2 separate regions of the Mus musculus genome follow, and region 1 is linked to region 2. Evidence: chromatin contacts called from ENCODE Hi-C or POLR2A ChIA-PET data. All regions are on one chromosome and are shown on one strand. Each heading gives the region's core, a stretch centred on a gene start or an enhancer-like site at or near the end of the contact. The rest is flanking DNA. Distances are from core to core; before and after follow the strand shown. Region 1 holds the start of Tmtc1 (transmembrane and tetratricopeptide repeat containing 1). Region 2 holds the start of Ergic2 (ERGIC and golgi 2).

Evidence for each region. Hi-C counts contacts between places; a loop is a spot of excess contacts on that map. ChIA-PET counts read pairs that join two places held with the same protein, here RNA polymerase II (POLR2A).
Region 1: a loop to region 2 is called in a map of left cerebral cortex, with 11 times the contacts of the local background. The contact joins the promoter of Tmtc1 here to the promoter of Ergic2 in region 2. A Hi-C loop is called at or near these places in 1 of 37 maps with a recorded cell type or tissue (left cerebral cortex). POLR2A ChIA-PET finds 5 or more read pairs at or near these places in 1 of 5 experiments (embryonic stem cell).

What each region holds. Positions count from the first base shown.
Region 1 is chr6:148,442,371-148,445,767 of GRCm38, forward strand. Tmtc1 (transmembrane and tetratricopeptide repeat containing 1) reads right to left here and starts at 1,982. Exons shown (of 20, transcript NM_198967.5): 1 at 1,531-1,982. The coding sequence starts at 1,829.
Region 2 is chr6:148,210,085-148,213,856 of GRCm38, forward strand. Ergic2 (ERGIC and golgi 2) reads right to left here and starts at 2,290. Exons shown (of 14, transcript NM_026168.4): 1 at 1,886-2,290. 4732416N19Rik (RIKEN cDNA 4732416N19 gene) reads left to right here and starts at 2,204. Exons shown (of 2, transcript NR_015615.1): 1 at 2,204-2,346.

The sequences.
Region 1 (3,397 bases), core at 732-3,231, 230 kb after region 2:
TTCAGCTAAGGCTATCTTTGGGATGAAAACTAACACAACTTTCCAAAGATAAATGTTTATAAAACATCTCCTTGGGAGTCAGATGTGTTATTTTCTCGCCGTCTTTAAAACATTAGTTTATTCGAAAGAATTACGTGAAAGACAGCTGCAGGTTTTCCTTTTCTCTCCAAAGCTCTGGGCCTGAAGGCTCACGCTAACTGTTATTTTGCCAGCTGTCCCCAGAGATCAGTGCCATAAACTATGGTTCCTATGGCAAAGATTTGAAAACGAGTTAATACGGAGCTAATACCCTGTGAGCTGCTGTGTTCTGAACGCACACCAGCTCAAACGCGGAGCAAAGTTACACTGGATGGAGCTCATCGGTTTGGTTCCAACCCGTCCTTTCCCTCAGGATTCAAGCAGATACACCACCCTACAAATGCGTACTCTCAGTCCGGTTCCACTACTTCACACCAGAAATGCTGAGTCATGGTTCCGGGGCTGGGGAAGGGGCTCTCTGCGCCCTTGCACGTTCTCAGTGTGGGTCCCGGAGGCTGGGTGCAGCACCCGGGATGCAGAGGCTGGGGCTGGAAATGCCCGGGTTAGGGAGGCTATTAGCATCCCAGTACGCAAAGCCCGGTGCTCAGAGTAGGGTGCCTGACACCTCTCCCTAGCTCCTACCTGGAACACCCACAGCATAGCAGCTTCAGGAGCATCGTAGGCCACCTGGTCCGGTCCCTTTATTCCTCATCTGCCCAGCAGTACAACCTCCCTGGAGAAGCTGACAACTTGGAGCATCGCCACCCTCTGGAACCCGCTAATCGCGGGTAGGAAAAGCTCCAGCGAGAAGTCTGCCATCCTTGAAGCCCCGGGGGACATAGCAGGCAGAACTCGGTCCCAACTCCGCAGCCAGGAAGCGCGGGAGAACCTAGGTTTAGCTGGGAAGATATAGGGCAGAGCAGAGATCTCCCCGAGTAGCGCGGAGAGTACCCAAAACAGAGCCAGAAGAAAACGATGTAGTGCTTCAGAACCTGAGCAAAGCCTTGAGAACCTTAAGCTGTCCCGGGTAATGACCAGAGGTAGAGCCAGGTGGATTCAGGACTAAGCCTGGAGCAATAGGATCAGAGTCCGACCCGAGAGAACCCAGCCAGAGCAACGAGATCTCGGGGCAGAGCGGAGAGAACCTCGTTCAGAGAAAATCTGGGGCTGCGCTGACAGAATACTAGAGTTGTGAGGGCCTGGGACAGACCCTGGAGAACACTTAAGATAGAATCAGGAGCGCCAAGCATAGAGCCCAGAGGACCTGGGGCAGAGATTGGAGAACGGAACAGGGCAGAGATGCAAAGCGTAGAACCTAGAGGACCAGACTGAACAGCCAGAACACAAGATAAATCCAGGAGGATCTGGCTGATGACTAAAAGACCAGGGGTAGAACTGAGAGAAAGGGGAGAACAACCTAGAGGAGGTACCGAGGGACCTGTCAGAAGTGTCCCCGCCGTACCATCCCTTCTCCAAGGAGAGGCGTCTAGACCCCAGGACGCACAGGCTCACCTGAAGGACAGCACGCACAGTGGCCGATAGGACTTGTGGCTGGTGCTGTCCGCCAGGCCCTTGCCCCAGAAGTCGTTAGCGAAGATGGCCCAGCGCAGCGGTGTCCCGGGCCGCACGTCGGGGTTGTTCACGATCGCCCACACATCGTCGTGTACAAACTCGCCCCGCAGCGAGCGGCCGTAGCAAAGGCAGCTGGCCCCAGCTAGCAGCGCCGCGGCCCCCGCTGGAACCAGCCCGCAGCGCGGGCGCCGCGAGGGCGCGCGCTCCCCGCCGCCGCGGTCCCCGCGGGTCACCAGCATCGCACCGCCCGCACGGCCGCTCCCGCGCAGCGCGCATCCTCCCCGGCCGGGACCCGGGCGCGCAGCGGCCTGCTTGGCTCAGGCATCGCACGCCCACTGTCCCCGCCCGGGCGCCCGGTGCTCTGCCGCCGCGGTGGCCCAGCTGCAAATAAACAGCGATCCCCCCGCCTCCCCGGGCCATCGCCGCCGCCTCCGCCCACTCTGCGCATGCCCGCTTGCGCGCCTCCGCCTCCTGGATCCTGGGACCTGAGGTCCCCAACACCTGGCCTCTACCAGCTGGCGCTGAGTCCGGGACAGCCAGAGCGCGCAGGTTTAGCGGGTCGCCGCAGGGCTTGAGGGGACACGCGGGAAGGCCACCCAGGGTCCCACCGGGTACGCCCAACTGCTTTCCCAGACCAGTCCCCAGCCGGTCTCAGCTGCGGAGGGGCAGGTCCCCGCCGCCTCCCGGCCGCAAATCGGCAGGCTTGTCAGGTACTCAGTCTGGACCCGGACACCCTCTCTCCCTGGAGGCGTGAGCGATTCGAAACCAGCTGGACAGATGGGGGACAAGCTCCAGCACCCGCAGGGCTTAAAGTCTTCCAAGGTGCTATGCCCCAGTCCTGGGAACGCAACGCGCGCAGCAGTCCTTTCCCCAAAGCCCAGGGGTGCATCCCCGGCTGTGAACTGCCTCCTTGCTGTTTCTGCTGCTGCTTATAATAAGCCCGGTTTTGATTTTTATTTCCGTATGGGAAGCTCTTCCTTTTGTTTTTCCCTTAAACTCTTAAGCAATGAAGGAGGCGCTGAACACATTACTTCTGGCTTTCTTTTGGTTTTGGTTTTGAGACCCTGCCTTAGGCTGACATTCAGGCAGTCCTGGGCATTGGCTACAGAAGCCAGGCTGATCTCGAATCCTAGAGTACCCCCTACCTCAGCTGCCCAGGCCCAGCTACTTTACCTGCTATTTTACTGGTTGGATCTCTTGGGAATAATTATTGTCTCCTGGGAGACTGCCTTGACCCTTAAATACAAATTAAAACTATGGACTGCCTTGGCATTGCCTCTGGCTCAGAAACTTCCTGTCTTTCTCGAAACTGTTCTACTTTTGAATGCCAATCACAACAAATAAATGAGGTATTCCAGAAAAACACTGACTTCCCCTAATACTGAAAAGCCCCGTTGGTTCTTTCAGGCCACTTGTGAATGGACATGGCTTTATTACTGAAATTAACTGAGACTTCATACATCCAGACCCCAAACCTCAAAATAAAGTCGTCATTAAAACAAACAAAAGCCAAACAACATCAAACTTTTGACAAGAAAGAAAAGAAACTTGAAATGGAAAGGAGAATTTGTTCTTTGAGCCTCCCGATGGCTCCTTAAATTTAAACACCAGAGCACTTAATGCAGCAGTTCCCAAATTAACAGGGACATAGTCCAAGACAGGATCCATTCTTGCCTCTTTTGATGTTTTGTTTATTGTTGGTTTTTCTTGGTGAATCAAAATTGGTGAGAGAGGAGCAAAGCTGAAATCTTGTGTCCCAATGACAGCTTTCTTAGAACATCTGACCCTCAGTGACTGCTGAACCGAG
Region 2 (3,772 bases), core at 1,040-3,539:
ATTTATCTTCTATTACAAATGTTTTGAGTCACCTTCTATTTATAAAATATATTTTTAAAAAAAGTCTTTGAAAACGTACTTAGTTGAAATCATAGTGGATTAGGACGATCCCAAATTAAAGACTGATGGATGTCCTTTCAAGTCTGTGTGAAGACCCAATATACAAGGGAGATGCTATACAGAGAGAGTAGAGTGACCTGTTGTCCTGGGTTGCTCAGAAGCCAGAACACCAAAGAAGCACCATGTCCCAGGCCTTCTGAGAAAACAGGGCCCTTCCACTATTTTAAGCCTCCCAGTTTACAGTAAATGGTCTAATCTTATAACTTTCTTAATGATTTAAAAAAAAAAAAGTTCCTGGGACAGCAAGTAATATACTGTACAAGCTTTGTGACCGGAAAAACACAAACCAATCAGCAAACTCTCTTGCTGGGGACTTCTTACTAGCTGTTATGACAAATCTGAGGGTCTTCAACTTCTCAGAATTCCTTCCAGATTATTATCTAAAAGGGTAGGACATATGGGCTGCCAGTTATTAATCAAAATAGAAGTGGGGTGTTAGTTGGGCAGTGGTGGCGCATGTCTTCAATCCCAGCACTTGGGAGGCAGAGGCAGGCGGATTTCTGAGTTTGAGGCCAGCCTGGTCTACAAAGTACGTTCCAGGACAGCCAGGGCTATACAGAGAAACCCTGTCTCGAAAAAAACAAATCTTCTTCAGTCTCTACTGAAGCACTTCTCTGGCTTTTTGAGGTAAGTATTACTATAAGATTCTCATTTTATTGGTGAGGAAACTAGGGCACAAAAGTCAAAAGACAAGCTGTCATTAAAACACCAAATTAAAATCTAGGAAAACTATTAAAAAGAATTTGTAGCACACACAGTCTAAAACCAACTTCTGTTTAAAAATGAATTATTTAAATGGCAAACCCTGGTGAAAATAAATGCTGTTTTGTAAATCTTTGTTGTTCATGTTCTAGACTACAGTGACTTCCTTTCAGAAGTCCTCTAACTTGCCATGTTTCTTTAATGTGTACCTCCGAAGTGAAATCAGGTGTAATACTCAGCAAAGCAGTCAAGTTTACTATCTGAAAGAAAGCTGCTTCCCAGGACCCTCACTACAAAAGCATGGAATTTCTATTTCTCAGGATCTTCCTCTACAAGCTGGAATAGTAACTTAAGGTTAACTAATAAGAAAGGTAGGCAAAGAGACCTTCCGCAAGGCAGCAGCACACTCGTTTCTTTAGGTACGGACGTACACTGGAGGTTGGAGAAGTGAAATTCGGAATTACAACTTCAAACCAATGAAGAATGCCTAATTTAACTATCTTTAATTGCTTCCGAACGAAAGCCTATCTCGAAACACCGAAACAGCTGTTACTTGCCTATAGCCTAGGGCACCGAATTGCACGCCTAAAGTTAATGACACGTTTGCCCGTAGATCTCCGAGATCTCGTCTACGATACCCACGGCGGTCCCGTATCAGGAGCTGAGCCGTCATCCCCTGGATGGGTCAACAGCTGACAAACGGGACACACACACACCACCTGCCTCGGCGTCTGCGCCCGCCCCGGCCCCTCTCTAGGCCCGGCTTTTAATTTACGGCGAGAGTGACCACGGTGCTGGCAGGGTCGCTGCTGTCCACGACAGCCTGGACGAGACAACGAAGGGCGCGGCCGATCACCGAAGCTCCCTGGCCGCGGGCGCGGACGCCGGCGGCACTCGGCAGGAACGCCCCCGGGCAGCGGAGCGGCTCCGCGGCCAGCTGCTCCGCAGAGCCGCGACGAGTACAGGCCAGTGCCAGGCCTGGGAGCCCCCTCAGCCGCGCCCAGGTCCCCGTCCGCCCGTAACCGCCGAAGGAAACGGCCCCGGCAGGGTTTTAGCGTCTTACCTAGTGGTACGGTCCCAGCCGACCGCCATGTTTCACAGAAGCCCGGGTCGCCCGAGCCCGGCGCACACGAAGATCTCGCGAGAACAAGAGCAACTCTCACGGCTGACCATGTCCGAAGGGAGCGCAAATGGAGAACTCGCGATACTTTCCGCGTTGACGGTATGTGATCTAATCAAGCGGCGCGGTCAACCTGAAAGGGGCGTGGCTACGTGGAAACTAAGTGAAAATAGGAGGCCGGTCCCTTTCCAGGAAGGGGAAGTTACCTTCCGCCTGACCCCGAGACAAACCGACTGGAACGGCGCTCCGCACTACAGACCGGAAGTGATCACCAGCCACCTTAAGGCGCCGGCCACACTGCAGCTCAGGTGGTTGAGAGGCCTCCGGCTTTGCGTCTTCATTTATTCCGGTCTACAACACCTAAACCTCCCTTGTCGGGCGTGGAGAACGGTTTCGATTATTCGGTCAGTGTGCTTAAGGATTCCCTAAAAGTAAGCTACGCAAGAAAGCCCGACAGTGTGTGCTCATGGCCCTTCACAGCACAGGACGGAATAGAGGGGCTTTGGAAAAAAAGTTGGCTCCGAAATGCTGGAGAGGAACCCACTCAAGCTCCCGTCCTACCCATTTGCTACCAAATTTTACAGGCACGCGTTGTGGTTTAAAAACAGTTTTAAGGAAAGCGTACTTATGACGAATGTCTACACAGAAAGCACTGTTTTCTCTAATCTTCACAATACTATTGCCAAGAAATACCACTATTTACTTGGTTAGTAGGTAAGGGTTTGAGTTTTAAGAGGGAGGTAAAGAGTAGTTAAGAGCTGTCAAAGAGAAACAGGCTGGGAGATCTTGACTACAGATTGACTGTGTGTATACTCCTTTACTGAAAAGAGACCCTCATCCTTCAAACCAAGGACAAATGCATGCACTCTGGTGGCAATTTAATCTCCAGACTTTCAAGACTACTCCAATTAATCATAAATTCCTATTTGACTTAAGGTTCGTGGATAATAAACACAGCCTCAAGCCAAGATTACCTAAATTAAATATCCAATCTAACTTGTTAATATCGTGACTTTGAGCATATTGCATTTCTTTGTATCTCTATCCCCTCATCTGTCAAATGGGCATAATAATGTGTTGATACATGTCTAAAATGCAAACTTACCTCACTTGTAATCTATCGGCAGCTCCTCCCTGTCGTCTCCATACCCAGGTCTACAGTGTATAGGCTGTAGCTTGGATAAAGGCAGGACTGTTGTTCATTTAGTTACACCTGATCCTTTGTCTCCAGGGCACGTTTCCTTTAGAGTAATAACGATCCCCCTGAGAGTTGGGTTTCACAACATAGCAAAACTAAATAATTTGACCCTGCTATTTTTAGAAAAACAATTTTAAAAGCTAACAAGCATAAAAGTTAATTTTTCCCGAAGAGTGAAACTTCTTAACCAATGAATCAATCATTTAGCTTCTCTGGTTTTCTTTAATGCTTCTCTTTCTTTGCTTCGTTTTGTTGTTTTGTCTGGTGCTTGGCATCAGATTTGGAGCCTGATACAAGTGAAGCTGTACCACTGAACTACATTGCCAGGAAGACCTGCCTGACTTTATAGGTTAATTTTCATATTATTGGTGGCATAATATATGGGAAACAGTCTGCTTTTTAGAGACTCCATCCCATTATGTTTCATTTATTGAAGAGAGGTTTAGGAGTAGGGTTAAAATGCTCAAACTATATTTTTATGACATCCTTTTAATTCTCCGTAGATTGGGGACAAGCTTTAGCTAGTTAATAACAAAAGAGAAACTAATATTACTCTCTAAGGTTCACATGTACCTCAAGTGGCTTTTGTGTCTTATTCTTTTTTTGTTGTTTGTTTTGTTTTTTCGAGACAG